Linked DNA regions of Homo sapiens: all the other regions are linked to region 1. A link is a contact called in ENCODE Hi-C data. All regions are on one chromosome and are shown on one strand. Each heading gives the region's core, a stretch centred on a gene start or an enhancer-like site at or near the end of the contact. The rest is flanking DNA. Distances are from core to core; before and after follow the strand shown.

The links. A loop is a pair of places that touch in the nucleus more often than their neighbours do. Pooled maps may share reads with other maps.
Region 2: a loop to region 1 is called in a pooled map, with 5 times the contacts of the local background. The contact joins the promoter of WAS here to the promoter of UXT-AS1 in region 1. A Hi-C loop is called at or near these places in 4 of 37 single-sample maps with no recorded cell type and 7 of 50 pooled maps.
Region 3: a loop to region 1 is called in a map of naive thymus-derived CD4-positive, alpha-beta T cell, with 8 times the contacts of the local background. The contact joins the promoter of PLP2 here to the promoter of UXT-AS1 in region 1. A Hi-C loop is called at or near these places in 2 of 168 maps with a recorded cell type or tissue (esophagus muscularis mucosa and naive thymus-derived CD4-positive, alpha-beta T cell), 1 of 37 single-sample maps with no recorded cell type and 10 of 50 pooled maps.

The regions. Positions count from the first base shown.
Region 1 is chrX:47,657,415-47,660,114 of GRCh38, reverse strand. UXT-AS1 (UXT antisense RNA 1) reads right to left here and starts at 1,282. Exons shown (of 2, transcript NR_028119.1): 1 at 935-1,282; 2 at 4-220. It overlaps UXT (ubiquitously expressed prefoldin like chaperone), which reads left to right and starts at 935. Exons shown (of 7, transcript NM_004182.4): 1 at 935-1,000; 2 at 1,179-1,285; 3 at 2,252-2,333; 4 at 2,476-2,543. The coding sequence starts at 1,188. RefSeq lists silencers at 666-1,005, 1,284-1,363 and enhancers at 586-1,087, 844-1,103, 1,088-1,591.
Region 2 is chrX:48,682,494-48,685,193 of GRCh38, reverse strand. WAS (WASP actin nucleation promoting factor) reads right to left here and starts at 1,395. Exons shown (of 12, transcript NM_000377.3): 1 at 1,209-1,395; 2 at 771-911. The coding sequence starts at 1,340.
Region 3 is chrX:49,170,562-49,173,261 of GRCh38, reverse strand. PLP2 (proteolipid protein 2) reads right to left here and starts at 1,364. Exons shown (of 5, transcript NM_002668.3): 1 at 1,166-1,364; 2 at 1-133. The coding sequence starts at 1,261. RefSeq lists silencers at 668-867, 1,388-1,487.

The sequences.
Region 1 (2,700 bases), core at 33-2,532:
GAAGGAAGGGCTTAACTTGCTTGGGTTTTGAGCATTTGAAAAAAAAAACTTGCTTTTACATATGAAACACAAATTATCTGGGAAGACTTCCTTGGTAGGGGTGGGTGCTCTAGGCTCTACAGATGGAAATAGCATTTGGGGATTCATCCCATGGTCTGGATTCTTCTCCAGGCAAAGGCCCATTCTTGCTGGGTTATAAGTTCTTGTTTGAAAATCTAACCTGAAAAATAAATTCACTCAGTCACTCTAGTGCATAAGAATAAATTCACAAAAACCTTACCATTTAAATAAAAACATGGGAACTATGCCTAACTACAAGATGGCCAATCTTCGGCAGAGGACTTCAGCCACCCTCTCCATTTGACTATCAAACGAGGTGATTAGACAGAGAGTGTTGTCAATTTCCACTTGAGCCTCACTTATGGGTTGCGAGTGCAGAGCTGGAGTTATCAAAGATGAATTTTAGAAAACCTGTCTCTGTTTAAAACCTTTTAAATGCTTATACTCAGTCCCATTGCCAGGAGTGAAATCCAAACCTCCCGTGTGAAAAATCAATATCCAGGCCGACAGATCACACGGGATCTTCCTTATAGACCAGAACCATAGTCAATTTTTAGGTCCTTTTAAATATTAAACTCTTCACTTCCTCTACCTCCACCTGTGCGTCGCGCCTACCTTAGAACCCGCCAAATCCCATTAAATCCCACCCCCACCAGCCACACACGGTCTCCATAGGCTCCAGGCGCCGCTTTTGCAGTCCCCCATTGGCCGGTTTATTGCCAGACGGCCCCTGCTCGCACGCCCTAGTCTTCTTTGATCTCCTCGGATTCCGTGAAGCCCTGCCCTTCTCTTCTCCCCTTTGGCCCGTCTTCTTCCACTCAGGCCCGCCCCTCCCCAACTGGCTATTTGGTTGGCCAGCGCGCTTGCCACTTACGTCATTCACCCGCGCCACCCGGAAGCCGCGGTTCCTACCAACCGTTCTTATTGCTGGCGGCCTGAGGTAAAGGCCGCGCTTGGGTGTCCCTGGGTGGTCGGGTCCCCGAGTTGGGAGGGGCGGAAGGCTGAACCTCCAGCTTGAGCCGGACAAGCCGATTCCCAGCGTTGAGAGGGTAGAGATGAACTGTGTGTGAGGCCAAACTGGATCGGTCAACATGGTCTTCCCCCTCCCCACTCCCCAGGAGCCCATCATGGCGACGCCCCCTAAGCGGCGGGCGGTGGAGGCCACGGGGGAGAAAGTGCTGCGCTACGAGACCTTCATCAGTGACGTGCTGCAGCGGGACTTGCGGTGAGTGACAGTGCGGGGGGCGGGGCGTTTGGAACATTCCACGTGGTGGGTGGGGCGTTCAAAGTTAGGGCCAACCCTTTGAATTGGCGGGCGAGGCGTTCAGAGTCCGGCCCCGCGCTCCTTGGAGCGAGAAGTGGGGACGACATCCGGGGTGCAGTTTGGCTGGGACGTGGCGTTCATAGCAGGGGCGTGTCAGCGCATGCGCGGCCTCCGATGTTTAACAGATTAAGGCTTGTTTTCTGGAGCCACAGTTCTCGGGTTCGAATCCTGGCTCGGCCATTCTTCATCCTTGTGAATACGTCCTACCTCGCCTTTCTGTGCCCTATAAACTTTACTCTTCTGTGAAATGGGGAGTTTTCTGGAACCTTCCCCATGCAGTGGTTTTGAGTTTTTGATGTGTCCCATCTTTGTCAAGAATTTAGCATGGATGCCTGAAACATAGTAGAGGTTCAATGAGTATGAAGAAATATTATTGCAATCTTTGTTAATCTAAGCAGGAAATAAGGTGTTCAGAACTAGGCCTATGAGCATCCTAAAAGGGATGGAGGATTTTTCTAGGGTGAGGATGGGACATTATGATTGGAGTTCAGTATTGGGAGTATAATAATAGTAATTATAACTAACATGTATATAGAGAGTTTACCATTTGATAAGCATTATTCTAGATGCTTTGTAGTAAACGCTCATTTAATCCTAATGACTCTACAAGGTAATACTGTCATCTGTATTTTATAAATGGGGAAACTGAGTCCCAAACAGGTTATTTACTTGCCAAAGTCACACATCTATAAAGGATAGAGCCCAGATCCAAACCCAGGCAGTCTGACCCAGAGCCGAAAATTAACTTATGCACTAAAAAGCCTTTTCAGTGTATGGTGACATGAGAGTCTCAGAGGGTCATGATATGAGGTATACTAGGAGGAATGGGGCTGCCTATTGGTCACCATTGTACTTTCGTCCCATCAGAAAGGTGCTGGACCATCGAGACAAGGTATATGAGCAGCTGGCCAAATACCTTCAACTGAGAAATGTCATTGAGCGACTCCAGGTAAAGACTATGGGATTGGGTACCATTTTTTTGGTATGTGTGGGCAAGGGAGGGAAATGGGAAGAGAGACTCCAGACCCAACCCTGTCACCTGACCTAAGAGTTCACCACTGACCCCTACCTCTTTTTCCCTGGCCCCACAGGAAGCTAAGCACTCGGAGTTATATATGCAGGTGGATTTGGGCTGTAACTTCTTCGTTGACACAGTGGTGTGAGTGTCTACCCGCCCCTCTGAGCCCACAGGGTTCAGCTTACCCCTTCCCTCATGCAACTTATATTTTTTTGAGTATCTTCTATGTACCAGGCACTATGCGAGGTTTTATATCCCAGTAGGATATAAGCTAGGTGCTGGGGATGTGACAGTGAAT
Region 2 (2,700 bases), core at 146-2,645, 1.0 Mb before region 1:
TTCTAGTATTTGGGGGTTGGAGTTGAGATTTGAAGTTCAGACACATAGACTTGGGAGTTTCGCGGGGAGTCCAGCTAAAGTAAGTGCAATTTGGGGTTTGTGGAGAGAGTTATGGTTTAGGAGTTTGGTGGATATTTGATAGCCTTGGGATCTGGAAGTTATGCTGGGTCCATCTTTATGGGTTTAAAAGGATGAATTTGGGGCTTAAACCTAGAAAGTTCAGGTCAGGGGATTGTGGAAAAGACTTTTTGCTTAAGAACTACCTCGGTATTTGAGTGTTCAGGAATTTTAATATGGGAACTCTGGGGTCTGTGCTGTGGATTTAGAAGGACAGATTTGGAGTTCAAGGATCAATGGAATATTCAACTTTGGGGTTTGTTGAACAGATTTATGACTTAGGAGCTTGGCAAACATCTGGGGTTCAGGAGTTTTGATGAGAGATTCCTGGGATGCAAAATGTTGAGTTTAGAATAGATTTGAGGTTCAGGTACAAATACAGTGCTCATTTATTGGAATTTGTGGAAAAGATTAGGCTTAGGCAGCAGACTAATACTGGGGGCTTTAGAGATCTTGATACGGAGACTGGGGCCAGTCATTGCAGACTTAGAAAGGCAAGTCAGAGTTTGCCATCTGGATGAGTCTTTGGTTCTGGGGCTCAGGGATTCACTGATCAGGTCTGAGGTCTTGAAGCTATGGACACATATGGACACAGATCTGGGTTTGCGGGTTGAGAACTGGCTTGCAAGTCCAGTCGGGGGTGGGGGGGTCACCTGAAGGCCGTAAAGGCGGATGAAGTAGGACTTCTGGGGGTTATCCTTCACGAAGCACACAGCCCCACAATGCTCCTTGGTCCAGTGCTCAGCTCCAGGGGGCAGCGCCAGGTACAGCTGAACAACTGCAGTGGCCAGCGTCTGGGAGAGGAAAGCAGGGGTCAGTGGAGTCTGGTCAGGGGTAGCCACAAGGTCTTGGAGCCAGACCTGGTCCTTCCTGCCTCATGACAGTCATGGGCCCAAAGGAAGAGCTGCAGCCAGAGGGAAGGCAAGTAGACATTGAGATCTTCCTGGGAAGGGTGGATTATGACGGGAAATTCTAGGAGAGGAGATGATGGAGAGGGAAAGGAGGAGCGGGAGGAGGGGAAGAGAGAGAAGGAGGAGAGGAAGAGGAAGAAACGGTGGGGACGGGGCGGGGGCAGGAGATCCCCAGCTCACCAAGCATTTTCGTCCAAGCATCTCAAAGAGTCGCTGGTTCTCGTGGTCCTGGAGGAGGGTGGAGGGTATGTTCTGCTGAACCGCTGGTGCTCCTCGGCCCCCGGGCCTTCCTCCCATTGGGCCCCCACTCATGGTGCTTTCTGCCCTTGTCTTCTCTGGCGAGGCTCTGGGTGCAGGGTAAGAAGAGGAACTTCCGCAATGAGCAGCAAGGGAACAGGAAATGCAAAAAACCACAAGGGACAAGGGAAACAAGTCCTCCAGGGGCCCCTTGGTGGGCCTGGCCTCCTCGTTAGGCTGAGCTTGGGCCCTCCGCCATCAGATTGGAACCCTCCTCCACTTGACTGCTTAGACCCACCTTTTGGATCAGCTTGGGTCCTCCTCCCCCTTTCTTACTCTCTGGGGCCCATCTCCTTCTGACTGGCTCAGACCCTCCTCCCTCTGGCTGGCAGCGAGAGCTTAGCACATCTGTGTGCAGGGCTCCCTGTGGCAAGGAGTAGTCATGGGCCTGGGTGGCCTCCTTTCTAAAGCACCTAGGTAGCCTGAGGCTGAGGCCCGAGGTCCCTAGTCCGGAAGGGTTACTACAGTAAAACTTTTCCTTTTGGCTGGGGACAATAGCTCACACCTGTAATCCCAGCACTTTGGGAGGCCGAGACGAGTGGATCACTTGAGGTCAGGAGTTCAAGACGAGCCTGGGCAACATGGCAAAACCCCATTTCCACTAAAAAATACAAAAATTAGCCAGGCATGGTGGCACACACCTGTAGTCCTAGCTGCTCAGGAGGCTGAGGCAGGAGAATCGCTTGAACCCAGGAGGCGGAGGTTGCAGTGAGCTGAGACTGCACCACTGCACTCCAGCCTGGATGATGACAGAGCAAGACCCTTGTCTCAAAAACAGCAACAACAACAACACAACAAAAACCCTTTTCCTTTTAATTACAGAGCGAGCCCCTGTGATCCACGCCTATCGTGAGTGCTTAGACACTGCCAATGACGCATATGCCTCTGGTCCACTTCCCCATCCCTTACCCTTGCCTCCCCGCAGCTCCCAAATTACTTTCTGCTTGTCATACTTTTTTTTTTCTTTTTTTTTTTGAGATGGAGTCTCACTCTGTCGCCAGGCTGGAGTGCGGTGGCACGATCTCGGCTCACTGCAACCTTTGCCTCCCGGGTTCAAGTGACTCTCCTGCCTCAGCCTCCCAAGTAGCTGGGACTACAGGCACACGCCACCACGCCCAGCTAATTTTTTTGTATTTTTAGTAGAGACAGGGTTTCACCATGTTGGCCAGGATGGTCTCGATTTCTCGACCTCGTGATCCACCTGCCTCGGCCTCCCAAAGTATTAGAATTACAGGCGTGAGCCACCGTGCCCAGCCCATCCCTTTTTTAAAGAAAGGAACTTTATATCATATATGAATGCCTGAACAACATCTTGTTTAGTTTTCATTGCACTTGAAGTTTGTAAAAGCACATAATCTTCAAAGGCTTGCTTTCT
Region 3 (2,700 bases), core at 115-2,614, 1.5 Mb before region 1:
ATGGTATCTTGGTGTGCAGGTCACACATGTAGACAACAAAGAAAATAGCAGCAAGGATCATCTCAATCACCGACAGGGAGGAGTAGCCTGGTGTGGAGGCACTGAAGCAGATCAGGATCACCAGGCATAATATCTGGAAGGGTGACATGGGAAAGGGGACCTCAATCAGCAACCAGGGCTGAGAAGATTGGTTTAAATTGGGGGTCCCATACTAAGATGCCTACGAGGGCTGGGGAAATGACATACAATAATAGCTAAACACTTTTTATGTGCTCACTGTGTTCCAAATTCAATCATCACGACAATCTAATGCTCTGGGTACTATTATTACTCTTTCTAATTTATAGACGAGAAAACTGAGGCACAGAGAGGTTTAATGGCTTGGCCAGGGTCACCCAACAAGTAAGGAGTAGAGTTGGGTGCCTCAGTTTCCTCTTTTCCCTTCTAGGTTACGGGCAGCCTGAGGGGAGTGGCGCTGCCAGGTGTTTTGTGAGCCCCGCTGACGCCAGCTTTGTGGCCTTGACCGGGGCGGAACACGCGGTTCCCCCAGCAACCCCTTTGGGAAGCGGTGAGAGTGACACCAGAGAGGCAGGACTCCGTTAAAGGCGCCGCACCCCTTTTACAAGTGACTCAAAGGCGGCGCCCACTTTGAGAAGGGTGGAAACCCCGAAAAGCTAAGGACATCCCGCCCGGCCTCTGAAGGGCGAGGAAGAACTGGCGAAGGGCGGGGCGCTCTACACCGCGGGACTAGCGCGGGGCGGGGGGGCCCCACCCCAACAGGCCCTGCCCCTGGGCGCGCTGCCAGCCCGCCCTCCTGTGCCCAGGCCGCGCCACGCCCTGCCACAGGAGGCCCCCACTTCCCAGCACCCTGGGACCCCTTCGATGCGTCCACTGATGAGTTCACGCAGGCTGTCCCCACGTAGCCCTCCGTATGCGTTATAGGCTCCTTGCTTCACCCCGGGGACCACCAGATCTCAACAACCTTCGTCAAACCCCACCGACTCGCCCTGCGCCCCGGGTTTCGGGCCTCCACCGTGAACCCACCCACCTGCACCCCACTGCCGAGCGCCCCGGCCAAGTGCCTGCCTCACCCGGACCATCCAGTTCCGCATGGTCCAGCCACCCCATCCCGCTTTTGCCCACGCGCCTGCCCCAGAACGCTCACAATCTCAGCAAACAGGAGGATTCCCTTTCGAGTGCGCGAGAAGTTGGTGCAGGCGGCCCAGCAGCCAGGAGCCGAGAGGCGCTCAGAATCCGCCATGGCATGGGCTGGAGTCCCTGGTGCCTCGGAGGATCTGCTCACTTGCTCGTGGTTTCGAGGACGCTGTACACCCAGCTGTCTTGCCCGCCGTCTGGCCGGGAAGGGGGCCCCGGGGCGAAGGAGGGAGTGAATCACCGCGCAGAGCTGACGCGGGCGGGGCCGGAGCCGGGCCAGGTGGCTGCCGCCCCGGAAGCCCCCTCGCCCCGCCCCCCAAGGATACTCCCAGCCTGGCGCACAGCCCCCGGGGCGCCCCATCGCAGGGGTGCTTGGCAGCTCCAGGTACCAGGAGCAGTAATAGCGGGACCCTTCGCCTTTTTGGAATGCAAATGCACCCGAGACAGCTTCAGCTTAGAACCGCGGGAATCTGGCTTTGGGATGGAGTGACTCAGTTTCCTTAACTGAATAAAACGGCCGAGGCAGAGTTAAATCCGAAAGACTTGGGGCCCAGTATGTTGCCAGAATTCGGAATATTTTTGATTTCAGAAAGTTTTCCCATGCATATACTCTCAGCGGGGTTTGGAGCTGCCGCGTTACAAAAAAAAAAAAAAAGGGCCAGGCGCGGTGGCTCACGCCTGTAATCCCAACACTGGGAGGCCGAGGCGGGTGGATCACCTGAGGTCGGGAGTTCGAGACCAGCCTGACCAACATGGAGAAACACCGTCTCTACTAAAAATACAAAAATTAGCTGGGCACGGTGACGCATGCCTGTAATCCCAGCTACTCGGAAGGCTGAGGCAGGAGAATCGCTTGAACCCGGGAGGCAGAGGTTGCGGTGAGCCAAGATCATGCCATTGCACTCCAGTCTGGGCAACAAGAGCGAAACTACGTCTCAAAAACAACAACAACAACAAAAACGGTATTTCTTCAAGAAAAGGTATGAACGTTCACAATAACTGGGTAAGGATTGAAAAGTGTTCCTCGGCTGGGCGCAGTGGCTCATGCCAGTAATCCCAACACTCTGGGAGCCTCAGGTGGGAGGATCGCTTGAGCCCAAGAGTTGGAGATCAACCTCGGCAACACAGTGAGACCTCATCTCTACAAATAATTTTAAAAATTAGCCCAGGCGGCCGGACGCGGTGGCTCAAGCCTATAATCCCAGCAGTTTGGGAGGCCGAGGTGGGCAGATCACGAGGTCAGGAGTTCGAGACCAGCCTGTCCAACATGGTGAAACCCCGTCTCTACTAAAAATACACAAAAAATGAACCGGGTGTGGTGGCGCTCGCCTATAATCCCAGCTAGTCAGGAGGCTGAGGCAGGAGAATCGCTTGAACCTGGGAGGTGGAGGTTGTAGTGAGCCAAGATTGCGCCACTGCACTCCAGCCTGGGCGACAGAGCAAGACTCCGTCTCAAAAAAAAAAAAAAAAAAGAAAAAAGAAAAAAATTAGCCCAGGCATGGTGGCACGTGCCTGTAATCCCAACTACTCGGGAGGCTGAGGTGG